3 separate regions of the Homo sapiens genome follow, and all the other regions are linked to region 3. A link is a loop called in an ENCODE intact Hi-C map of the cell type or tissue named here. Cell type or tissue: A673. All regions are shown on one strand. Each heading gives the region's core, and the rest is flanking DNA. Links, peaks and the distances in the headings are about the cores only.

Evidence for each region. Hi-C counts contacts between places; a loop is a spot of excess contacts. Peaks named below come from ENCODE experiments on the same cell type or tissue, not always from the same donor. Only the 100,000 strongest peaks of a DNase experiment are listed, where the experiment ranks them.
Region 1: a loop joins it to region 3, with 4 times the contacts of the local background. A loop is called at or near these places in 2 of 110 quality-filtered maps.
Region 2: it touches region 3 in a loop (8-fold over the local background); 3 of 110 quality-filtered maps call a loop at or near these places.

Annotation. Positions count from the first base shown.
Region 1 is chr14:70,977,015-70,985,475 of GRCh38, forward strand. It overlaps PCNX1 (pecanex 1), which reads left to right. Exons shown (of 36, transcript NM_014982.3): 6 at 1-1,634. Among named protein-coding and RNA genes, the nearest start is that of PCNX1, 74 kb to the left of the region's middle. In A673, for the core only: no CTCF peak of the experiment used is centred there; a DNase peak (open chromatin) is centred at 4,797; H3K27ac peaks cover 941 bases.
Region 2 is chr14:71,162,536-71,170,996 of GRCh38, forward strand. No RefSeq gene overlaps it. Among named protein-coding and RNA genes, the nearest start is that of SIPA1L1, 150 kb to the right of the region's middle. In A673, for the core only: a CTCF peak has its summit at 4,122; DNase peaks (open chromatin) are centred at 4,116 and 7,446.
Region 3 is chr14:71,749,944-71,758,404 of GRCh38, forward strand. No RefSeq gene overlaps it. Among named protein-coding and RNA genes, the nearest start is that of RGS6, 180 kb to the right of the region's middle. RefSeq lists enhancers at 4,052-4,966, 8,344-8,461. In A673, for the core only: a CTCF peak has its summit at 3,305 (motif pointing left); a DNase peak (open chromatin) is centred at 3,328; H3K27ac peaks cover 598 bases.

The DNA of each region.
Region 1 (8,461 bases), core at 404-8,403, 770 kb before region 3:
CTCTTGTGGACAGGACTTGCCAAGGGACTTCAGTGACAAAGTGAACCTGCCAAGTCATAACCACCACCACCATGTTGATCAGTCTCTGTCCAGCGCCTGTGACACAGAAGTAGCTTCTCTTGTACCTTTACACTCACACTCTTATAGAAAAGACCACCGGCCGCGAGGTGTACCACGGACTTCTAGCTCTGCTGTGGCTTTTCCAGACACTTCACTGAATGATTTTCCCCTTTATCAGCAAAGACGTGGATTAGATCCAGTTAGTGAGTTAGAATCTTCCAAGCCTCTTTCTGGATCCAAAGAATCCTTGGTGGAAAATTCTGGTTTATCTGGGGAATTTCAGCTTGCTGGTGACTTGAAAATCAATACTTCTCAGCCACCCACAAAAAGTGGGAAGAGCAAACCTTTGAAAGCAGAGAAAAGCATGGACAGCTTGAGGAGCCTGAGCACACGGAGTAGTGGGTCAACAGAAAGCTACTGCAGTGGAACGGACCGGGACACTAACAGTACTGTCAGCAGCTATAAAAGTGAGCAGACCAGCTCAACTCACATAGAGAGCATCCTGTCAGAGCATGAGGAGTCTCCTAAAGCAGGAACAAAAAGTGGGAGGAAGAAAGAGTGCTGTGCAGGCCCAGAGGAGAAGAATAGCTGTGCCAGTGACAAAAGGACTAGCAGTGAAAAGATTGCTATGGAAGCGAGTACCAACAGTGGGGTTCACGAGGCCAAGGACCCCACCCCCTCTGATGAGATGCACAACCAGAGAGGTCTCAGCACCTCTGCATCTGAAGAAGCCAATAAAAATCCCCATGCAAATGAATTTACTTCCCAAGGGGACAGACCACCTGGGAACACTGCAGAAAACAAAGAAGAGAAGAGTGATAAGTCAGCTGTTTCTGTGGATTCCAAAGTGCGTAAAGATGTTGGTGGAAAGCAAAAGGAAGGGGATGTTCGACCTAAATCTTCTAGCGTAATCCATCGGACAGCTTCTGCCCACAAGTCAGGCAGGAGACGCACAGGAAAAAAACGGGCTAGCAGTTTTGATTCAAGCCGGCATAGGGACTATGTTTGCTTTCGAGGTGTTTCTGGTACCAAGCCACACAGTGCTATATTTTGTCATGACGAAGACTCTAGTGATCAGAGTGACTTGAGTAGAGCATCAAGTGTTCAGTCTGCTCACCAGTTCAGCAGTGATAGCTCTTCTAGCACCACTTCTCATTCCTGTCAGTCTCCTGAGGGCAGATACAGTGCTCTAAAGACCAAACACACTCATAAAGAAAGGGGCACAGACTCTGAACACACACACAAAGCTCATTTGGTTCCTGAAGGAACCAGCAAAAAGCGTGCAACACGACGGACTTCTAGCACAAATAGTGCCAAGACTCGTGCCCGAGTGTTGAGCCTGGACAGTGGCACAGTAGCATGTTTGAATGACTCAAACAGGTTAATGGCACCTGAAAGTATAAAGCCCTTAACCACTTCAAAATCAGATCTTGAGGCCAAAGAGGGAGAGGTGCTAGATGAGCTATCTTTATTAGGACGGGCTTCCCAGTTAGAGACAGTCACTCGATCTAGGAATAGCTTGCCAAACCAGGTTGCATTTCCTGAAGGGGAAGAGCAAGATGCAGTCAGTGGAGGTAAGTAAACTGTAAGAAGAGATTTCTGTAAGACTCACTGCTTTTTCATACTATTAATTAGAGTAGTACTTACTAAAATATGCTTCTGTTAATATTCCCCCTTCCACTGTGTTATTAAAATAAGCTTTCTTGAATGAAGAAGTAGGTGATTATCTTAGAAAAGGTTTTGGTATGAACACCAAGAACATATTTTTTGGTTGCAATACTTGAATACGTCAATTTGTTCTTGATGGTGTCAAGAACACCAGTTTCTAAGCCAGTTGCCACCTGTTAATGTTTTGCTGGGAATAACAAAAATTAGCCCTCTTCCTTTGTATAGCAATAGCAACAATAAAATATATAATTATTTAAGGGCACCAAACCAGTTTTAATCAACTCTTATACAGTATATGACACTGAACTTTCAAAATTAGATCACTCAGCCTATTATATAAGAGTTTTACAAATATTACTTTAGATCTGATTATGTACATTGAGAATTGTGGCTCTTTTTTTAAGTCTGTATCTTTGGTTTTATTTCTTGCTTACTCAAGTTTTAGGCGTTACGAAAATACTATTTTTTTCTATAATTTCACACATTATTCTTAAAGTTTATTAAATTCAGATTTGTAGTTTATATTGACATTTGGTATCCATTAATTGATGTAAGATGCCCCCATAATAACAGTGATGGTGTTCTGGTTAAAGTAATAGCTTATTTATTTCAGGTTTTTGGAGAATTGTGCAAATTTGGATAGGTGATTTTATATTCTGTCAGTGTGTGTTGGCCTCTTTATTTCAGAGTTATTTCTTGCTGTGTTCTTCTGCCCAAGATAGTTTGTTTATTTGGTTCTGGTTTTTATGGAATCTGCTTCTTGAATAGAATCAGAAAAATCAGGTCTTTTGTTGTTAGTACCTTAGCATTTTTAGCCTCTACCCCTATTCCCTTTATTTATGCTTGTATCATTAGTTTTAAAGTTATAGTCTGTTTGATACAGTAATGTTCAGTCATTTATTAAAAGTTAAGCTGGATTTTGTTTGTACAAACATTATGAAACATATGAATATATGCTTTTTCTCAAAGATGTTAATTTCACCCGAAGTATTTTAAAAGTCCATATTGTGGTAAACATTTTCTTAGATTTTTTTGGGGGTCAAGTTTCTAGCCAGATTAATTTCTAATGGGAACGTAAAGAAATTTTCTAGTACCTAAAGAAGAATATAGTTTATCAAACCTAAATATTGAGAACTAATTATATCTGAAGTGGTTATAACCATTTGGTGACAGTAGAGTAATTAAATTCCCTCGAGTCTTTGACCTGGATATAGTTCTCTCTTTTTTTTTTTTTTTGTAAACAACCTGAAATGCTTGTAGTGATTTCTCACACAAATCATATCAGATATGTTCACAGTATGCAAGAAACCATTGGATTTTAAAATATAGCTTAATTTTTAAAGTTATCAAAATGAATTTTAAGTCAACATGCTATGATAGAAAAATATTGCTGTTCTGAATATTGTGGAAATGTAAATACTGAAAAAATGTGTACAAAAATATGTAGTAAATTCATGCGTTTATATTTAAAATGTCATTTCCTTTTCATGGGGACTGTGAGGTGTTCTGTTTTTTAGGAAAAGTTACCTGAAAGGTGTTATTTGCTTCTCGGTGCTGTTCTTTAAGCTATATTAGCCCTTGTTTTTCTAGGCTCTAGCTTTTGTTTTCTTTTGTTTGTACTGCTTTTTTTTAATTTAAATAACTCAATTAAATGTTAATAAGAGATAATGAAATAAAAATATCTGCTTTGGTGGAAGAAATGTAATAGTCTGTGGGCTGTTTAAAAACATTTTTTTGCCTGGGGCAGGCATTGCACAGGCTTTTTTAATTTGAGCTTCATTGGGTTTAGAATACAAATAAGAGCAAAACTAAAGCACTTAAATGTGTTGGGGGTTTTTTAATTGGTTTTTATCATAACTAAATATAGGGGTTTTGTTGGGAGTTTACTTGGGCTTTTTGAAAGGTTGGAGGTGGTAGAAGGGGATTTGTTTTGGTTCTTATTATTTAAAAATTACAGAGACTCTCAAATACTGTTTAAAGATACTTGTTTATGTTAACATTATCTGTTACAGTCCTGTCTGACAATTTAGAAGAAATGTTTCTGGGCTATCCTTCCTTACATACTGTACTACTGAAACCTGTCAACCATCATGTTACTGCTTGGCCATTCATATACCTATGCATAAACCATAGGTAGATTTTATCCTAAAGAATATGAAGGTGTCGATAAGTTCTCCAACGATTTCTTTTCATTTTATTTTAAGGTAGGTGGTGGTGGTAGTGTAGAGAGATGGAATTTAGGAAATAGACTTTAAAGTACTAAAATAAAGTATGCTAAAATAGGAGGTAATCTAGTTTAGTGACATGGAGTCAGATACCTTTGTTAGTATGTGGGCTCCACTGTTGTGACTCTAGGAAAGCTACTTACAAACCTCAGCTTCCTCATCTTAAAATGAGATGATTATAGTATCTATCTCATAGGGTTGTTGTGAGGACTAAGGAGTTAAGTTCCTGGCACACAGTAAATGCTTACTAGTGCTGCTGTGACTGTTCAAGGCCAGTTAGTTATGCTGCACAGTGTAGCCTGTCGTTTAACCTTACTAATTCAGTGGTATAAAATTAAAGTAGAAGAAAGTGATTAAATGTAGAAATAAACTAGAGATAGTCTAAGTGTGCCATTGTGAAACTCAATAGTAAAAATAAAAAATTCTGATTCCCTAGTTTCTTACATAATGCCAATAGGAAAAACATTTTTATTAACATCAATTTAGTGACATGGACCTTATTTTGGCAGTAATATGTCATATAACATCTTTTTTAGTCACGTAACAAGTGATTGTTTTCATACGTCCTGTCATTAGTCAAGTTCTTTGGTTAAAACTGAATTTCATCAATAATGGTTTGTGATTACTGAGACAGGAAATATGTTTTAAGTTCAAACTAAGTCATTTTCTGTTGATCTCTTGTTTTGTACTTAATTTTTCTTTTTAAATTATAAGGCATATCTTTATGACTAATATTTTAAGAAATGAAAACTACATAGAAGCTATATGGTAGAAAAATGTCCTGTGTTTTCTAGCCTGTATTACTTTTAAGGAAGTCGTTTTCTTTTGGACCGTTTAAACTTATTTCCTGTGTGATTCAATACTGTTGTTATAGCATATTTTCTGTGTCACTTAATGGATTACAAAGAATAGCCCGAGTGGAGAGGTTTGTGTTTACTTACTATTCTTTGTGCTTTTTTTCTGAATTGTTTAACTTCTATTTCTCTGTGAAATTTATTTTAAATATAATGTTTGAGTCACTATTCTGTAAGCATGAAATAGGATCCTAATATAATATTGTGTTGGGAACCAAAAATAATCTTCAAAGAAACAATTATTTAAAGAAAAGTCAGATCTTTTCAATAAAAATTTATGAGGGTTTGTGCTATACACATAAATTGAAGGTGTGTTATTTTGTACCCAGATATCATTGAGCATTAGACAGAAGATAAAGACCAGTAAACAGACAATAAAATGCAAATTGTAGCTTTTGTACTTTACTAAATAGAAGGACTCTCAAGTCTAATAAACTTAATTTTCTGATTTCCCAGTTCACATGGAAAGTTAGAAGCAGTAAATTAGTAGAAGGGATGGGTACTTATAGAAGCTGAAGTAATGACAGCAGAAGAAATACACAGCTAACCCTAAAAGAGAAGCTGTAATAACTGTACAAGCCAAAGCAGGAAACCCAGCGGTGTGTGGTCATTAAATGCAGGGACAGACTATCATTTTAATAGTGTTCAAAGACATCATAATAGCATAACTTAATACTGTATTAAAGTATAATGCTATACTCATTGTATATGTGGCTGACCTTGATTTCATTAAGGAAAGATGTTCTTTACTGTGAAAAAAGCTTAGACATATATAAAACTGCACAGAAGAATGCTTATTAAATACAGCAAAATAGGTTTGGCAAAATTATCTTCCTTTACAACAATATCAAGAAAAGTGGTGTTTATTGGTGAAGCAAATAAATGTTTGTATATAGAATTCCCAAAACCAGCCCATGCCAGATTTTTTCAAGTAGGAACAAACATTACAGTGTTTTTCTTTCTCTCAGCAGTGAAGTTCTGGGAATCCAACGGTTACATTTTCATACCACCTCTAATTACTGTCTTAATATTCTGGCAGGCCATTAAATCTGTGCCTCAATTTCCTCAACTGTAAAACAGGAATAATAACCGTCTAGACCTGTCTCACAGTTAACTGTCAGACTCCAATGAGCTTAAACCTAATGACTGTAGAAATGTGAAAATGCTTTATGTATTGTAGGTTCATTATATAAACAAAGACAGTGATGTCTTTCATTTGTAAGGATGTGTCCCCTCTCAAAAATGTCACTTCGAATACATGTGTTCATCACTACTGACCCTTTATTAAGGGACTCTCCTGAAAGTGGATGCAAAATTGTATCTAACGGGTTGATATCTTTCATCCCATTCACAAAGGACTAAAAAGGATTAGAAATCACCTATAAAAGTATAAGTAATACTTAAGCTATATTTGTTTGGCTGGTGGACTTGTGGAAAATATCAGTAAGGATGTGCAAATTATCTTTAACGCAAAGCTCAGCTAATAATTTTTTTTTTTCTTGGGACGGAGTCTCACTCTATTGTCCAGGCTGGAGTGCAGTGGTACAATCACAGCTCACTGCAACCTCCGCCTCCCAGGTTCAAGCGATTCTCCTGCCTCAGCCTCCCGAGTAGCTGGGACTGCAGGTGCCCGCCACGACACCCGGTTAATTTTTGTATTTTTAGTAGAGATGGGGTTTCACCATATTGGCCAGGCTGGTCTCGAACTCCTGACCTTGTGATCCGCCCACCTCGGCCTCCCAAAGTGCTGGGATTACAGGCGTGAGCCACCGTGCCCACCCATAGCTAATAATTTTGTTACTGTTTGCTCTGGTTCCTTGGCTTGTCAAAAAGTAGGCCAGTCCTTTAAAATGTTTTCACAGATGGAAATTATTTTAATTCAGAATTGATGCTTAGAAATTGGGCAGTGTTTGGCTTCCCAGAAAATGACACTTAAAAACATTTATTTATTTACTTATTTTTTGTTATTTCCAACAAGAATGAGCTTGAAAAGCATTTGTTTTTTCATTGGAACAAAATCTTTGTATGTTGATGGTAGCATCGTTCTTGGCTGACAAAGAAACTAAGAAAGGGAAAAACTATTTAGATAAAGTGGATTTCATGCCTAGACTAAAACATTCCTTTTAGAATGTTTTTGCAAAATTACTTGAATGTTTATGTCTTTATATAGTAATTTTGTTGTTGGGTAAAATCCCTTTTATCCTGAACATTACAATGTGTTTCAGAATGTTTGCAGATGCCTTTTCTTTTTCTGAGATATATATATACTTGTTTCATACTTTTGTCATCTTTCTTAAGAATTTAATTTCCTAATAGCATTTTTTCTGATCTTTTTGAAGTACTAAATGCCTATTTTTATTTTCGTGATCTTTCCAGATTTACACCTTTTCCCCCCACGATAAACATTTCTCACTGGAAAGAACACTTGAGCAATTTCCTCTGTCTAAATTTTTATTAATTTAATTGAAATTGAGCTACTGCAAGATGCCAACCATAGCAGTACATGACAACTAGAAAGTGACTTATTACATATTATTTCTTTCATAAATTAATCAGGTATATGATTGACATCATTTTTTTTTTGAGACGGAGTCTCACTCTGTTGCCCAGGCTGTAGTGCAGTGGCACGATCTTGGCTCACTGCAAGCTCCACCTTCTGAGTTCACGCCATTCTCCTGCCTCAGCCTCCCGAGTAGCTGGGATTACAGGCGTCCACCACCACGCCCGGCTAATTTTTTGTATTTTTAGTAGAGACGGGGTTTCACCGTGTTAGCCAGGATGGTCTCAGTCTCCTGACCTTGTGATCCGCCTGGCTCGGCCTCCCAAAGTGCTGGGATTACAGGCGTGAGCCACCGCGACCTGCCGACATCATTTTTAAATAGCATCTTTATCTGTGTGTATTTATACTCACAGCTTCCAATTTTTGAGATAGAATTTGGATAGCCATTACCTCCTACCTCATTAAATTTTGCTCTTTGGGCATCCCAGCTATTCTAAAAGTATATTAGTGCCTTTAATGCTTTCTATGCTTTTATTCACAGAGTAGAACCAACTGATAGTCTATAATTGTAATACTACCATAAAAAATAAATAGTTGCACTAAAATAATTCATTTTAGAATGTGTAGAATTTTCCTTATCTCATTGAGATAAATGTGAAGTAACTCCTGAGGTGGGAGGTATGTATTATGGATTAAACTTCCTTTGTTATCTTCAGGAATGGACCAGATCACAGCTGTCTAAAATGTAAGAGGATATTTTTGGTTTGTCCATGAATTGAACTTAGGCATTTAGTAAATGCTTAAACTTAATTGAGTGATTGCATCAGTATAACAAAAGGAAACAGCTAAATTATCTGAAGGGTCCTCTTATTTTTATTTTATTTATTTTGTTTTTAATTTTATTTTATTTTAGATGGAGTTTCACTCTTGTTGCCTAGGCTGGAGTGCAGTGGCACGATCTTGGCTCACTGCAACCTCCGCCTCTTGGGTTCAAGTGATTCTCCTGCCTCAGCCTCCCGAGTAGCCGAGATTACAGGCGCCTGCCACCACACCCGCTAATTTTTGTATTTTTAGTAGAGACAGGGTTTCATCATGTTGGTCAGGCTGATCTCGAACTCCTGACTTCAGGTGATCCACCCACCTCGGCCTCCCAA
Region 2 (8,461 bases), core at 371-8,370, 590 kb before region 3:
AAATAAAATATAATTTAAAATTTTAAAAATAACAATAAAAAACTCTTTCTAATGGAAATTGCTATAGGAAACATGTTAATGAGAATAATAGCTTGAATTGAGAAGAAAACATTATTAAAACTAGTTTCTTTCTTTCTTTCTTTCTTTTTTTTTTTTGAGATGGAGTCTTGCTCTATTGCCTAGGCTGGAGTGCAGTGGCAAGATTTCGGCTCAATGCAACCTCCACCTCCTGTGTTCAAGAGATTCTTGTGCCTCAGCCTCCCAAGTAGCTGGGATTACAGGCACCCACCCACCACGCCATGCTAATTTTTGTGTTTTTAGTAGAGACAGGGTTTTACCATATTGGCCAGGCTAGTCTCAAACTCCTGACCTCACGTGATCCACCCCCCTCAGCCTCCCAAAGTGCTGGGATTACAGGTGCAAGCCACTGTGCCCAGAGCTGCATAGCTGGAAAGAAAATTTTAAAAGCCATAAACAAACAAAAAGCATTTGAAGCATTGGAGTTTATACAGTCCTATTAAAGAAAGAATATTGGATACATAGGTTAGATACAAAACTGGTTAACATGCTACAGGGCAATTAACCCTAATCTTTGAGGTTATCTTTTCTACTGGATGGGAATCATTTGCATCTACACAATTCTGCAGGCTAACATGTAACTTCAGAGTTTGAGCCCTCAGTTAATAGTAAACAGGATAGTCAAACAATATAGTACATTCTCCCAGAAGATTAATAATTGTTAGGCAAGCCTGTTAATATTTCAGCACAACATTGAAAGGACATACAAATATCTTCTTGGCCTTATTTCCAGGCTTTGGATAGTTTTCCTTATTATATGTCAGGTCACCCTTAACAGCCATAGCAGCTTGTCAAGGGCACAGCCCAGGGATACCGAACAGATCCTTCAGTGTCAGGCAGGTGGGGAGAAGGTGCTGAACGCGGAGGTAGAACACCAAGGGAAAAGGGCCACACTTTCTAGTTCTCTATATAGGAAGACCAGTTCCTGGTTAATCAGATAGTCTGCCTGCCTGCCCGCCTGGCTGCTTCCTAGGTACCCACAGTTCTCCAAAAACAGGCCCCAAGGAATGTAACCCCTTCTCTGAACTCTATTGCTCTGTCTTTTGCTCATGGCCCTTTCTGCCTGTGACCTCTGGATATTTTAGAATGCACAAATGTGTTGTCATTTTCAGAGTATTTGCTTTTCTTTCACTTCCTGTAGCCTCTACTATGTCCACCAAGTGTGTAGCACACAGCAGATGCTAACGGGCACGGTGCACTGCACATCTCTTTCCTTATCAAAGGCACATACGGACCCTCCATTCTTCAGACATGCGCTCAACATCCCCCTTCTACATTTCCTCCCACATAGACTGTGATCTCTCTCTCCGCTCATCTCCACCCACTATGATCCTACCCACACTTTCAGACACAGCTCTGATGCCACCCTCTCCAAGGGAGTTTCTTCTCCCTACTGGCATGTGTCTCCCTATTCCTAAGCAGTTTTTCTCTGTATTGGGGCCTCCTTTTTACCCTGCCATGGCCCACGGGTATTTACACTTCACATTGCCCAGGGTAGTGGGCTCCCAAAGACAAGAACCTGGTCTTCATCACCTCTGTCTGTGTCCAAGGCACCTAGTGATGCTAAGCACATGTTCTCTGGCTCAGGCAATGGCAAAGTGAGCTCAGGGGTGGCTTTTTCTGCCTTCAGCAGCAAATTCTGTCTTGTTTGCTGTTGGCAGCACTTCAGGGCCCATCACCTGCAGGAGTCAGACCTCAAAGGTGCTGAGCAGGGGACATATGGCGCTTGTCCTCTCCCGACTAAGGGAGTCCTTGGTGAATGGCTGATCTCAGCTGGAGCATGTCCCTTTCTGCTTAATCAGCTGTTCCTTACATTCTCTGCTGGTGGGAGGCGGGGTGGGGGGTGAGAGGGGGGTGGTAAGTGAGGCAGCTGCTGCCTTTGCTATGGCTATGATTCTGACCTGCAGCCACTGCAGGATCTGGAGCCGGGACCTGATGTCGAGGCCTAGAGTCCCTCAGTGCACACCCAGAGAGCCCAGTGGGTCGCATGAGCTTCTGCTGGGAAAAGGCCTGGCCTTTCCTGTGCAGGTGGATGCTCCAGGAGAAGGAGCAGAAGCTTCATAGCGGCAGAGAAACTCTAGATGCAAGCTGCTCAACTTGTGGTCCACGAACCACCAGCAAGGACACCAACACATGAAGCTTATTAGACACACAGAATCCAGGGTGTCATCCCAACCTCCGGAATCAGAACCTGCATTTTAGGGAGAGCTTCTAAGTCATGCGTATGCACATTAAAGTGTTAGAATCACTGGTCAGTTAATAGCCAGGCTCATTTGTAAGTGTCCAGCCCTACTGCTGCAAACCAGTATATGAATTTGCAACAGCTACAATTAAGCACATCGTTAATTCAACCTGGAATGCTCTAAGGCAATATAGCTGAGAGTTGGATGGTGTTTGATTGTTTTATAGCAAGAGACCAGAAATGCTCAAATGCTGCCTTATTTTTCACACACACAAAGTGACAAGTACAGAGTAGGAATGAATATACCATTTTATTAATAGCTGAGCCAGAACCCAGTAACCTCTTTGCAGAATGGTGGTAAAAGCTGGGTGGGCGTCCACAAGCCATACAGCCTCATCCTACACCTGAATCTCAGTCTCAGGCTGCATGGAAAAAGGAACCTGAGGGCAGAGCTCCCTGCCAGGGCTTGCCCTTGGGCTGACTCTCAGTCACCCTCCCTCACAGGCACAGCGATAGTGGGGAGAGACAGGCAGGAATGTGGGACTGAGCATGCGATGATCCTGCTCACCAGTAAAGGGAGAAGATGAATGTCTGGAAACTCTGACCAATCTGATAAGCAATGCCTTCTCCCTCAGGGCCACCAGGAAGGCCCAGCCAGAGGCAGCCCCGGCACAGCTGCAACAGGGAGGGTGTGGCAGTAGAAATCGGCTTCATAGGTCTTTCATGGCCGCAGCCCCTGTGCTGGCTGAATGCTGAGTCCTCAGTGGACATCTTGTCCTTATCTACTCACGTGTCCCTAAACACTTGCTTTTGAGATACTTTCCTTTTTTTAAATTGCTTTATTGAGGGAAATGTACATACTATAAAATTCACCCATTTTAAGTGCACAGTTTAGTGACTGTATCTATGATTGCTGATACAGTTTATTGTCAGGGTTGTGCAACATCCCCACCACCTAATTTCAGAACATTCCCATTACTCCAGGAAGGAACCGCATGCCCACTTCCTGTCACTGCCCCCTGAACCCCAACTCCCGGCAACTACAGATCCACTTTCTGTGTCTCTAGGCTGGACTTTCCTGAGTGTCCAGACGCTTTGGCGTTCAGGAACTTTCCTTATCTCGATTTCCTTATCCCTCTCATCTGCCGGTGTTTTCTCCTGTCAGGGGAAGGAGTGATTTAGAAATGCCGGGAAGTAGCACAGTGCCTGGCACATGGTAGTCACGCAATACATACTTTAGACTGATAAAAACCCGGGCTGCCATTTTAAGAGTATTTGCGTCTTGTAAGGGTGGAAAGGGGTGATCTCAAATGAATGAGCCCTTTAATGGGAGTATTTCAGACCCCGTAGCTCTCACAAACCCACACCACTGGGAAGAGTTTCCCCTGCCATGGGTGAGACTGGCATGCTCCTTGACTCTGAGGATGTCATGTCTTTTAGAACAAGGTGCTCCCTGTCCACAAAGTCTTCAGATTCAGAACCATTTCACCCCCAATCCCTGACTCCTTGCTTATCAGCACCTGCCCTGCCCTTTGACTCCCGGGGTCAACAGAGTCTCTCTCGCACTCTACAGGTTCCCACTTCTCCAGGATTTTGAGTCTGAGTTCCTGCCCATTTTCCCCAGCCTGCCAGGCCCTCTGATGTGGAATTTTATTGTGCAGATTGCCTGGCAAATCTTCCAGCCCTTTTCCAGGAACCCTCCTTCTTTTGGGCAGCACTTACCTTCCTGCAACAGTTATTAAGTAACTGTCTTTCTGCTTCAAATTAACCTGCTCTATCCTGCTCTGGGAGGTGGAGGCTGGAACTTCATGAGCAAATTTCTGCTTTCCCAGCTGCAAAGCTTTTCCTGCTGAGGCTCTGCACATAGGGGGCATTAGAGAGACGCAGAAAGGCAAGAGAAGGTGAAGGAATTTGCTGCTGCTTAGGGTTTTCTGTCTACTTGTGTTCTGAATTTTATTTTAAGCTCTATTGAGGTATAATTTACATACTGTAAATTCACTCCTTCTAAGCTTCTTAGTGTACCATTTAATAATGTTAGTATACTGACAGAGCTGTGCAACCATAGCTACAATCAGATCTTACACTATTTTCATCACTCCCTAAAGTAACTCTGTGCCAGCCTCATCCCCACCCTAGGTGACCATTAATCTACTTTCTGTCTCTGCAGTTTTGATTTTTCTGGACACTTCATTTAAATGGAAGCATACACTTCACTTGGTGTCCTGTTGCATATGACTTCTTTTACTTAGTGTGATATTTGTGAGGTCTATCTGTGTACTAGTATCAGTATTCTGTTCCTTTTTTTTTTTTAGATAGGGTCTCACTCTCTCACCCAGGCTGGAGTGCAGTGGCACCATCTCGGCTCACCGCAAGCTCTGCCTCCCAGGCTCAAGTGATTCTCCTGGCTCAGCCTCCCAAGTAGCTGGGATCACAGGCGCGTACCACTACTGCTGGGTTAATTTTGCATTTTTAGTAGAGATGTGGTTTCACCATGTTAGCCAGGCTGGTCTCGAACTCCTGACCTCAAATGATCCACCCACATCGGCCTCCCAAAGTGCTGGTGAGAGGTGACAGCGTGCTGGCAGTCCTCACAGCCCTCGCTCGCTCTCGGCGTCTCCTCTGCCTGGAAGCCCACTCTGGCCGCGCTTGAGGAGCCCTCCAGCCCACTGCTGCACTGTGGGAGCCCCTTTCTAGGCTGGCGAAGGCCGGAGCCAGCTCCCTCAGCTTGCAGGGAGGTGTGGAGGGAGAGGCGCGGGCGGGAACCGGTGCTGCGGGCGGCGCTTGCAGGCCAGCGCGAGTTCCGGGTGGGCGTGGGCTTAGCGGGCCCCGCACTCGGAGCGGCCGGCGGGCCGCAAGCCCCGGGCAGTGAGGGGCTTAGCACCTGGGCCAGCAGCAGCTGTGCTCAATTTCTCGCCTGGCCTTAGCTGCCTCCCCGCAGGCCGGGCTCGGGACCTGCAGCCCGCCATGCCTGAGCCTCCCCACACTCCGTGGGCTCCTGTGCCGCCCGAGCCTCCCCAACGAGCGCCGCCCCCTGCTCCACGGCGCCCAGTCCCATCGACCACCCAAGGGCTGAGGAGTGCGGGCGCACGGCACAGGACTGGCAGGCAGCTCCACCTGCGGCCCCAGTGCGGGATCCACTGGGTGAAGCCAGCTGGGCTCCTGAGTCTGGTGGGGACTTGGAGAACCTTTATGTCTAGCTAAGGGATTGTAAATATACCAATCAGCACCCTGTGTCTAGCTCAGGGTTTGTGAATGCACCAGTGGACACTCCTATCTAGCTACTCTGGTGGGGACTTGGAGAACCTTTGTGTCGACACCCTGTATCTACCTAATCTAGTGGGGACACGGAGAACTTTTGTGTCTAGCTCAGGGACTGTAAACGCACCAGTCAGCACCCTGTCAAAACAGACCACTTGGCTCTCTGTAAAATGGACCAATCAGCAGGATGTGGGTGCTACCAGATAAGAGGATAAAAGCAGGCTGCCCGAGCCAGCAGTGGCAACCCGCTCGGGTCCCCTTTCACACTTGCTCTTTGCAATAAATCTTGCTGCTGCACACTCTTTGGGTTCACACTACCTTTATGAGCTGTAACACTCACCGCGAAGGTCTGCAGCTTCACTCCTGAAGCCAGCAAAACCACGAACCCACCAGGAGGAACGAACAACTCCAGACGCGCCGCCTTAGGAGCTGTAACACTCACCGCGAAGGTCTGCAGCTTCACTCCTGAGCCAGTGAGACCACGAACCCACCAAAAGGAAGAAACTCCGAACACATCCGAACATCAGAACGAACAAACTCCGGGCACACCGGCTTTAAGAACTGTAACACTCACCTCGAGGGTAGGCGGCTTCATTCTTGAAGTTAGTGAGACCAAGAACCCACCAATTCCGGACACACTGGGATTACAGGTGTGAGCCATCAACCGTGCCTGGCCCCTTTTGGTTGTTGAATCATGGTCCATTGTATGGATGTAGCAGGTTTGTTTGACCCTCTGCGATAGTGCAGTCCTATGGCGGCAACTGAATTCAATTTGCAGTTTTCCTACCTCTTGTTGAATCAGCTTTATTGCATTCCCGTCAGAGATACGAACCAGCTGGCGCCTCTGGCACCTCTTTCTCAAAAACCTGGGTCCCCTCCTTTAAATTTCTAACTTTTAACTATTCCAACCTCTTCCCTTTTTCCCTCCAGCCCTGGGGTTAGCAGCTGTCTCAGGCAGCTGTTAACTCTGCCACCCATTCGAGTTCTCTTTTTACCTTTTCAGTCACTCGATTCACTATTTTACATATAATTCGAGATTCTTTATATTAGGCTTTCTGTGTTTAAATAACTACAGTGGTTTCTGTCCCTGGACTGTCCTAATGCTAGCCTGTGTTCTGAATTGAGCAAACAACTTCCATGACACTGCTGCCCTGGACCTGATTGGTTTAGAAGAGAGCATGTGAGTCAAGATGGACCAATCAGTGTCCTTCCTGGATTTTTTTTTTTTTTTTAAATGAAGCTTGGCAAGAGGAGGGAGGTGAGTAGTGCCTTTTCCCTCTCTGTTGGTGAAGCTGGGGTAATAGTGGATCTGGGAGCTGTCTGTGCCACGGTTCCAGCTGCCCAGGGGAAGGAGCCTTGAGAGCAAGGAGGGAAAACAAGAAACCCACAGGGGGTTTCTTCACAATACTGGAGTGCGGGTTCTGGTGGGTGGTCCCTGGAAGCCCCAACTCTGCCTTCCTGAGGTCTGGATGTGTGAGCTAATCTCTCTGTCTTCCTAATAAATGTCACATCCCTCACCCCACCCCATCCCAACTTAGCTGAGTTGGGTTTCTATCACTTGCAACCCAAGTATGCGAAATAACACACTGAGTATTGGATTTCTTACCCCTGGATTTGTTTCTCCATAACTTACATTTCTCCAAAGCCAGTTGACTGCCCACTGCTCTTTCTGGTCTATGTCCAGATGATAGAGGCCCACTGGGGCAAGGACTGAGTCAATGCCACAGGTATTTGAGCCCTAGAGTAAACCATGTGACCTGGTAGATAGGGGCGGTCTCTCATCCTGGCTGGTGGCTGGTACAAAGGGGGTGGCTGGCATGAGGAATCTCATCATTGGCTGGTGCAAGGGATCAAGTTGGAGCACAAGATCCAGTTTCCATCTTTAACCAGAGAGGCAGCGTGCAGCCCTGCAGGGGAGCCAGTGACATCGCCATGCAGCTAGGAAAGCTCTGTGGGAGGAACTCCTTTCCCTTGGGGGCTGCTGCTGTGCACACTCTGCTCTGATTGGCTCTGCACAAATCAGCGAGCCCTAATATGTCAATCTTTGCTATGATTAGTGCATCAGCTGGCACTGCTACCGCCACCCACCCATTGATCTGTAGGTTTTTACAGAGATGCAAATTAGGCAACCCAATGTGGTGGCCCTCTCCAGGAGGTGAGCGGCTCTTGTGTGCTATCTGTTGACAAGGGGCTGTGGCCAGAACTGGGAATTAGAGTCGTAATTCATATATTCATACACTCTCCGGTGCATTGCCAACTGCAGTGTCTCTCCTCTCTGGTACCTAATAATAACTGAGTTGCCATGCACTGAACACTTACCACCTGCTAGGGACTGTGCTAAGCATTTTCCTTGCATTTTAATCTTCACAACCCTGCGAGAGAGATAACCTTTTTAAAAATAAACTTTTAAATTTTAGAATAGCTTTAGATTTATAGAGCTATTACACAGATAGGTAGAGAGTTCCTATATGCCTCACACTCAGTTTCCTGTGTTATTAACATGTTAGTATGGTACATCTTTCACAATTGATGATTCAGTATTGATACTTTATTGGTTTTGTTTTGGTTTTTGGTTTTTCTTGAGACGGAGTCTTACTCTGTCGCCCAGGATGGAGTGAAGTGGTGCAATCTCAGCTCACTACAACCTCTGCCTCCCGGCTCAAGTGATTCTCTTGCCTCAGCCTCCTGAGTAGCTGGGATTACAGGCGCATGTCACCATGCCTGGCTAATTTTTGTATTTTTAGTAGAGACAGGTTTTCACCATGTTGGCCAGGCTGGTCTTGAACTCCCAACCTCCTCTGCTCACCTCGTCCCCCCAAAGTGCTGGGATTACACGCGTGAGCCCCCAGCCCGGCCTTGTTTGTTTTGTTTTGTTTGAGACAAGGTCTCACTCTGTCACCCAGGCTGGAGTGCAGTGGCACAATCACGGGTTACTCCACCTCC
Region 3 (8,461 bases), core at 200-8,199:
CAGCTTCAACCCCTCAACATCTCCCTCCTGTGCTCAGCTACATGCCCTGCCAGCTGAGCCCAAATCCTCAACTTGACAGAGAACTGGCCGTAGGGTACAGCAGGAAGTGGAATCAAGAAAAGCCCTCAGCTGGAGGTAAAAGACACAACCACAATCCATGAGCCACAGTGAACGTCTCTCGCATCACTGATGCTCTAAGAAAGATGCTGTTCAGAGGGGGAAGTGACATCCCCCTCCCCTCATACTTGAATCTTCTCTACTTCCCAGCCCTGTCTAGCCAGTCTCTGCTTCCACAGCTTCTGTGCTGTCAGAGGCTGAGCCTCTCTTAATGGGGGTGACATTAACCACTGCCCCAGGTTAGGGACAGCCTCCTCTGGTCCAGCTGTGGGCCTCCCACCCCTCCCCTCTGATTGGCTGTTCTGCAGTGCGGTGGTGGGAAGGGGTCCACATGGGGTAATCAGATAGGGGCCAAGCATAGTTCTTTCCTCAAAGGCAGGGAGAGCATAATTGTCAACTCTCCTTTGAGGCAATAGGAAATACTTGCAATCATTCCAAGTAGGCAGCAAAGTACACAAAAGCATTGAGTTTTCAGTATTGTGACCACCTGAATATTCGTATCCTGCCCATATTGCACTCTGCAGTAAGGCAGCTCCAAGAGTTGCAAGGTTCTGTTACACTAAACCAAAATCTGCCTCCATCTAATTTCCACCAGATAGTAACAAAAGGTACACTTTCTGAAGCACTTCCCATGCTTCTGGCACTTTCCTGAGCACTTCGCGGCTGTCATCCTGTCCTTGAGTGGCTCTGGGAGCTCAATTGTCCCATTATCCCTTGGTTGAGGAAGCTGCAGCTCAGAAGGGCTAAGGAGATTGCTCACCCACTTGGTTGGATTCGAACACAGGTCTGTTGGATTCCAATGCCCTGGGCCAATGCAGCTCCCAGCCTATAGGGTCTGATTCCCTTCCCCTTTCCTGAGGCTGCCCTTCCCTGTTTGGAGGTGGCTGCCTTATCCTGTCCCTCTCCCAGCCTCTTCTCCTGGACCAAGCATCTTGGGCTTCCCACTGCTGCTCCCTGCCTTGGTCTCAGTCTCCCACCCTCCTGGGCTCCTTTCAAAGACAGGCAGAAATGAGCACGGCATTCCGGCACTGGTACTGGCCCTCCAACTCTGGATCCAATATCCTTAGGATGCATGCAGCCTATGATTACCCCATTTTTTTGGCGTCCTGTCTCACATAAGCTCAGAGGCGATCCCAACACCTAAGGTGTTTTCACCTGTGGTGTTTTGGGGTTATTTCTTCTCCATTCAAAATGGAAAGGGAAGAAGACATGTATCTCAGTTAAATCTCATCTTACAGATCTGACCAACTGTTTCAGTCTGTTGAGTAGTTTGAACAATGCTGATGCTGTCATTTATCACAAAGTGTGCTGTTGGACCTAAATGTGAGTCATACGCCTCTGAGAGGACCCTGATAACAACACTGACTGGCTGAGGTCAGGCTCTGTGGTCACCACCATCCAGGATGCATCATTTTATATATTTTGAGACAGGGTCTCACTGTCACCCAGGCTGGAGTGCAGTGGTGCTAATCTTGGCTCACTGCAGCCTTGACCTCCTGGGCTGAAGCGATCCTCCCACCTCAGCCTCCTGAGTAGCTGGGAGGTGCTAACCACCACAACTGGCTAAGGTAGAGATGGGGTTTTGCCATGTTGCCCAGGCTGGTCTAGAACTCTTGAGCTCAAGCAATCCACCCACCTCGGCCTTCCAAAATGTTGGGATTATGGGCATGACCTGGCCTCGATGCATCATTTTAAACAAGCCTCCTTGGCCAGGTGTGGTAGTTCATGCCTGTAATCCCAACACTTTGGGAGGCTGAGGAGGGTGGATTGCTTGAAGCCAGGAGTTCAAGACCAGCCTGGACAACAAAGTGAGACCCCAGTCTCTATGGGATGGGGTGAGGTGGGGGATTGGGGGGAAGAAACAACAACTAGCAAGGTGTAGTGGCTCACACCGATAGTCCCATAGTCCCAGCTACTTGGGAGGCTGAAGGGGGAGGATCCCTTAAGCCCAGGAGGTCAAAGCTGCAGTGAGCTGTGATTGCAGCACTGTGCTAGCCTGGGCAACACAGAGAGACCCCATCTCTTGAAAACAAAACAGAACAGGCCTCCTTGAGAAGTGTCATTCCACCTGTTATGAATCCAGGCTTAATCCAAAGCCCCTACTCTCACTTCTTCCAGGTTCCCTCCTGGCCCCGCTGCCCCTCCCTGATCCTTCAGCCCCAGGCATCCTGTAGTATCCGAGTGAGATAAAGGCAGACTTTGGCTCCTCTGATAAACTTCAGCAGTGTGGATCTCTCCGCCCCACGTCATGAGTGATCAACGTTCTTCTGTGGAGACTCCTGGCGTCCAGCTGAAAGTCGTGCGGCTGAGACCTCCGCGGTGCCACAGAGAAAATAGGTGTGGGGGCTGCACGGGGCCTTGAAAACTACCCAGATACCCCCGTGGAGAACGCTGGTGGGAGACTGGGCGTTCCTCAAAGTCCCGAGTGGCACAGCTGTTAGTGCTCATCTCCAGAAACCCACAGCACCTGCCCCCACGAAATCTGTGGAGAACACGAGCAGGCGGTGCAAATAATTCTGACTCCTCGGCGGAAGAACAGGAATAAGAAGGCCCGGCCTGGCCGTGGGTTGCTGGGTGAAAAGCAGCATTGCATTCGAAATGTTAGTTCATTGCAATAAATGGGTTCAGCTCCTCTTTGGAAATATTACTATAGCACAAAGTACTTTATGAAAGCCTTTTTAAAAATCAGATATTATCAGATAGTTGGTTAAAGAGCTGATTAGCTTATCAAAATGTCTGCCTATAGACGAGGAACTTGGGGCGCTCAGCACAGAGACCCCCATACCTTTTCCTGTGTGCCCACAGAGTAAGCGTTCTGAGGGCCGAGGGGAAGAGGCGACATGCAAGTTCCCACGGAGAGGAAGAATTGTTAATGGCAAAAGAATCCCAATGGAAGGTAAATTCCCTCTGATATTACACCGTGAGTCTCTGAGAAGCAACACCAGGCTTTAATAGACAAACGCGGTATTTCCTCCTGATTATTTAATTGGCACGGGAGAGCCACGCAGGTTACGAATTTGTAAGAAAACCCCAGCGGGCCCTGTTTCTGATCCCTTGGGAGGCATTCATTTAAGAAAACTTGTATTTTCTGTGTGCCCCAACTTGCACGGGGGGCGCCAACAAGCTCTGGGAACAGATGGGATTTCAGAAGCCGGGCCTCAGCGCCAACCGCGGGCTGCTGGCTCCCTCTGCTGTCCGAGTCCTCACTTGCGTTCAAGTGAAAGAGCGCGTTTCCCTCCTGATTCTGTGCCAGGAGAAATCCTGAAGGCAAGAAGACTGGGCTCAGAGCCAGGGGCCCTCCCGGGATTTGATAGCTCCTATTTTGATTTGAGCAGGACCTGCAGCCTTGTCAGTGTCTGAGCTCATGGGTAAGGTTGGGAGTAACCATTCACTGGCCAAGTGGTACCCCCCACCCCTGGGGAGGAGGAGAACAATTTCTTTCAAGGACTTTTCTGGGTACCCGGCGTGGGGAGTAAAGAGGGAGTCTCTGGAAGCAAAAGGAATCCTGAGAGGCCTGGGCAAATGACACTGGCTTTGCTTGAACCTGGAAGGCCAGATGGAGGAAAAAGAACTTCTGTTGCTGGGCGCGGTGCCTCATGCCTGTAATCCCAGCACTTTGGAGGCCGAGGCGGGTGAATCACTTGAGGTCAGGAGTTCAAGACCAGCCTGGCCAACATGGCGAAACTCTCTCTCTACTAAAATACAAAAATTAGCCTGGCGTGGTGGTGGGCGCCTGTAATCCTAGCTACCCGGGAGGTTGAGGCAGGAGAATTGTTTGAACCCAGAAGGTGGAGGTTGCAGTGAGCCAAGATTGCGCCACTGCACTCTAGCCTGGATGACAAAGTGAGACTCCGTCTCAAAAAAAAAAAAAAAAAAAACTATATATATATATATATATATATATATATATATATATATATATATATGTATATTCTGTTGATGGTTCGCATTGTTTTCTGCCCAGAATCCCCACTGTCCTCTCCTCAGGCTGATGGCAAAACTTCTCCCACCCAGATGACCTCCCTCCACCAACACCTGAGAGGCCCTCAGGCGATCTGATGCGAGGCCAGGCCGCTGGGGGCCTCCGGCAGGGACAGTCCGCAGAAGGAGGAAGGCAGATGGCAGAAGCGGCAGTGCTGTCCGGTAGGGAAGGCCCCGACGTCCGCCCTTCCCCAGACCGTGGGCTCCCCTCGCTTCCAGGGGTGGAGGAGAGAAGAGCTGGAGAAACGTGCCACGACTCAAACAAATTTACTTCCGTGGTGGATTCTGATTTTTTTGAACAAAATGAGGTGAGAAATGTCACATTTCTTTCTTCCTGCTTCAAGTCAAATCTAATCTGGCGAGGCTGGAATACAATTCTTTTCATGACAGAGGCTCTCTTCTTCCCTCTCGGGGTCCTATCGGGGTCCTATCAAGGTCCCGGGGTGCGGGCAGGAGAGGCCTCTGGTTTCTGGTTGCCACTGGCTGGTTTACAGACCCCTCGTCCTCACCCCCCTGGTCCTCAATGCCCTCCTGTTGAGCCAGGGCGTGGAGGTCACTGCACAGGCTGGGCCCGCCTCCCCTGCTGAGTTCAAGCGGTTATTCCCCTGAGGCCCTGCCGCATCGCTGGGACTGCTCAGAAGCTGGAGACACCAGTCACCTTTCTGAGCGTGGGAAGCTCTCACATTCCATTCTAGTCTTCCTGCCTCCTGAGCCCAGCCCTAGGCAGGCTCATCCCAGAGAAATGGGCCCTCACAGTGCCACCCTTAAACCTGGACAAGAGGGGCACCGTGTCCCTCTTATGGGACCTGCATATCCCCAGGGGGCACAATGTGTGAAAGAATGCCTAGCGCTTCTGTCACTGAGATGTGGCCCCTAGAGCTGGCACAGGGTCACCTGTAACCCTAAACAGATGCTGTCCTCAGGAACACTGTTCAGGCCTCAGAGAAATTGCCTTTTCGTCCCCACCCCCCTTTTTTGAGAGAAAGGGTCTCACTCTGTTACCCCGGCTGGAGTGCAGTGGCACAATCACGATTCCCTGCAGCCTCGACTTCCTGGGCTCAATCGATCCTCCTGCCTCAGCCCCACAAGTAGCTGGGACTACAGGCGCGTGCTACCACACCCGGCTACTTTTTGTATTTTTAGTAGAAATGGGGTTTCATCATGTTGGCCAAGCTGGTATTGAACTCCTGGTCTTAAGAGATCCGACTGCCTTGGCCTCCCAAAGTGCCGGGATTACAGGCATGGGCCACAAAGCCTGGCCTGAAATTGCCTTTCTTATCTTTCACCCTGTGTCTTCCAAACAGAAGGTGGCTGTGACAGAGTGGCTTGAAAGTTTAGAGGCTCCCAGAGCGGCTTGAAAGTTTAGAGGCTCTTCTGCTCAGAAACGTGGAAAGGATTTAAATATTAGAAGTGCCTAGGGCGGAGGGAAGACAGATTAATTCACTTGTCAAATACTTTCTTCCAGCATCAAAGCTCAACAAAGTGTTGCTTCTCAATAGTACTGAGTCCTTTCTCTTGCTTCTCTTTGTGTTCTAATTCATGGTTTCAGTTCTTTGATATTCACAACAGGTACGCATGGTGGCTGAAGGGTGCTTTGTGATATTAAACAATACGTATTCCTCTTAAATGTGTGTATGTAAAGGCTAGAGGTAACATGTTTGAAGCGAAATGTCGATTCTTTATATTGTTAACTCTATAGAAAATGACCAGTAGAATTTAAATAGTGCTATTTTTATAAAAATGTTTAAGATTTAATCTAAATTCAAAATATCAAATAAAAATTTCAGCTTTTAAAAAAGCTTGATTTACTTTGTTGTTTAAATTTTGTCTTTTATTTTCATTAAAAAATCTTTTGATTTTTTTTATTTTAAATAATAGAGGCAGGGTCTCACCATGTTGTCTAGGCTGGTCTTGAACTCCTGGACTCAAGTGATCCTCCCACCTTGGCCTCCCAAAGTGCTGGGAGTACAGATATGAGCCACGTTGCCAGGTCTGTCTTTTAATTTAAAATGTGTGGCTGGGCACAGTGACTCACACCTATAATCCCAGCACTTTGGGAGGCCCAAGTGGGTGGATCATTTGAGATCAGGAGTTCGAGACCAGCCTGGCCAACATGGTGAAACCTCATGTCTACTAAAAATACAAAAATTAGCTGGGTATGGTGGCGCATGCCTGTAATCTCAGCTCCTTTGAAGACTGAGTTGGGAGAATCGCTTTAACCCGGGAGGTGGAGGTTGCAGTGAGCCAAGATCACGCCACTGTACTCCAGCCTGGGTGAGAGAGCAAGACTCCATCTAAAAAAAAATAAAATAAAATGTGTGACTACTTGAGAGAAAAAATTTTTTGAAAACATAATTTTAATATTTTAATTTTTACATTTATGGCAATTCATGTTTTTGATTAGTACATTTTAAAATTGTATTCATTCAGAATACAGTTGCATTGAATTTTTTTAGGTCCTGGATAATATGTGAATAAGTCAAAATAATAAAAATAGAAAATATGGCAGTGGAGCTCTGAAAATAAAAAAGATTGAAAAGAGAAAAGAAAGAAAATCTTCAGAGAAATGGACTGCATGCTTTTTTTTTTTTTTTTTTTTTTTTTTTTAGGCGGAGTCTCGCTTTGTCACCCAGGCTGGAGTGCAGTGGCGCGATCTCAGCTCACTGCAACCTTCACTTCCCAGGTTCAAGAGATTCTCCTGCCTTAGCCTCCCAAGTAGCTGGGATTACAGGTGCCCGCCACCACGCCCAGCTATTTTTTTTTTTTTGTATTTTTAGTAGAGACCGGGTTTCACCATGTTAGCCAGGATGATCTTGAACTCCTTACCTTGTGATCCGCACACCTCAGCCTCCCAAAGTGCTGGGATTACAGGCGTGAACCACTGCGCCCAGCTGACTGCATACATTTTTAACAAGTGGAAACACTAATAAAAGTGAGCAGGCTTGCATATCAAAAAAGCACTCACACCATTACTAAACTGACAAAGGAAGACTTGATAAACAGCCAAGGTCAAAGGTTTCAACAAAGACAAGGAAATAGGTGTGAAGGCCTGAAATAATATTATGTGTTCAATGTTTAGCTAAGTAAGTGATGTTTTTGATGATAACCACAGATTATTTACAGAATATTTACAGAAAACAAGGAATAATCTTAAAACTTACTAGAAATAATTTTGAAATTTGATGCGAAAATGGCTGAAACAGGCTGAAAATTAAAGAAATAGTCCCTTTCCAGAATGGAGAATTCAGAACAAGATTGTTATGAGTAATACAGTGAGAAAAGAAATCATGCATATAATATATCCAAATCAACTAGATCATTCTAGAGATAAAAGACACATTGAATCACTAACATGTATTATGTATACATCACTGAACTACCAGAAGAAAACAAGGGCATTGAAAATAGTGAAGGTAGTTAATTGGTTTTACAAATATTGTAAAAAATATTTTTAAGTGAAGAACTAAAAAACATCTCAACTTTGGGTGTTGATTTAAAGCAGAGGTGTTTATATAGAGGGCTAAATAGTAAGCATTTTGGTCTTCACAAGCTGGACTGAGCCTTCAGTCTTTCTGGCTATTTCAGGCATAAAGAAGAGGTCCCAGGATAATACCAGGGTCAGCCTATTCCAGACAGAAAACTTCAGGAAATGCTGAAAAGATCACAGTATCCTTAGCCCAGGATGCTGGGGGGGTTCCTGTTCACAACGGTGCTATTCTAAGGGACTTCTGCCAACTTAGAGACCGAATCTAAATTTCTCAACATCGTGTTTACTGCCTGCCACTAAAAGAACAAATTAGACATGCCTGCGGCACATGACATTTTATAATCTCTTATTGGTGTTGCATATTTTCTTTGTGAATATTTTAATGTTTTTATTATTTAATTGAACTTCCATATCTTTTAAAAGATACAGGCTATCTGACCAACCAAGTCGATGCTTTACATTGCAAATTTAGTATAGAATAATTTTTGGTTCTTTAATTTTTTTTTTAGGTTTCTTTCTGTGGTCCAACCTACCACCCTCATATTTCCAGCAGAAGGAACATGAAATGAAAAAGGAAAAAAGCCCTTACAATATCATACGAGTTTCTCTACCAGCACATCATGCTGGTGTCCTAAAGAAGCCAGACAGCAGAGTTAACGGGTACAAGTTTAAACGTTGTCATCATATTTTATTCTGTGTTCAAAACCACTTTCGTGATTTCCCTAATAACACATGCAAAGTCTCCTTTGAAGTTATGGAAGAGGGGCGGTGTGTGTGTTTTCTATTTTTCTTTTTTCTAAATGTACCGATAGGCTGGCCTGGGCTGGGATTGGATAGAGAAGTTGAGAGAAAAGGCAGAAACCACCTGTCTCTTGA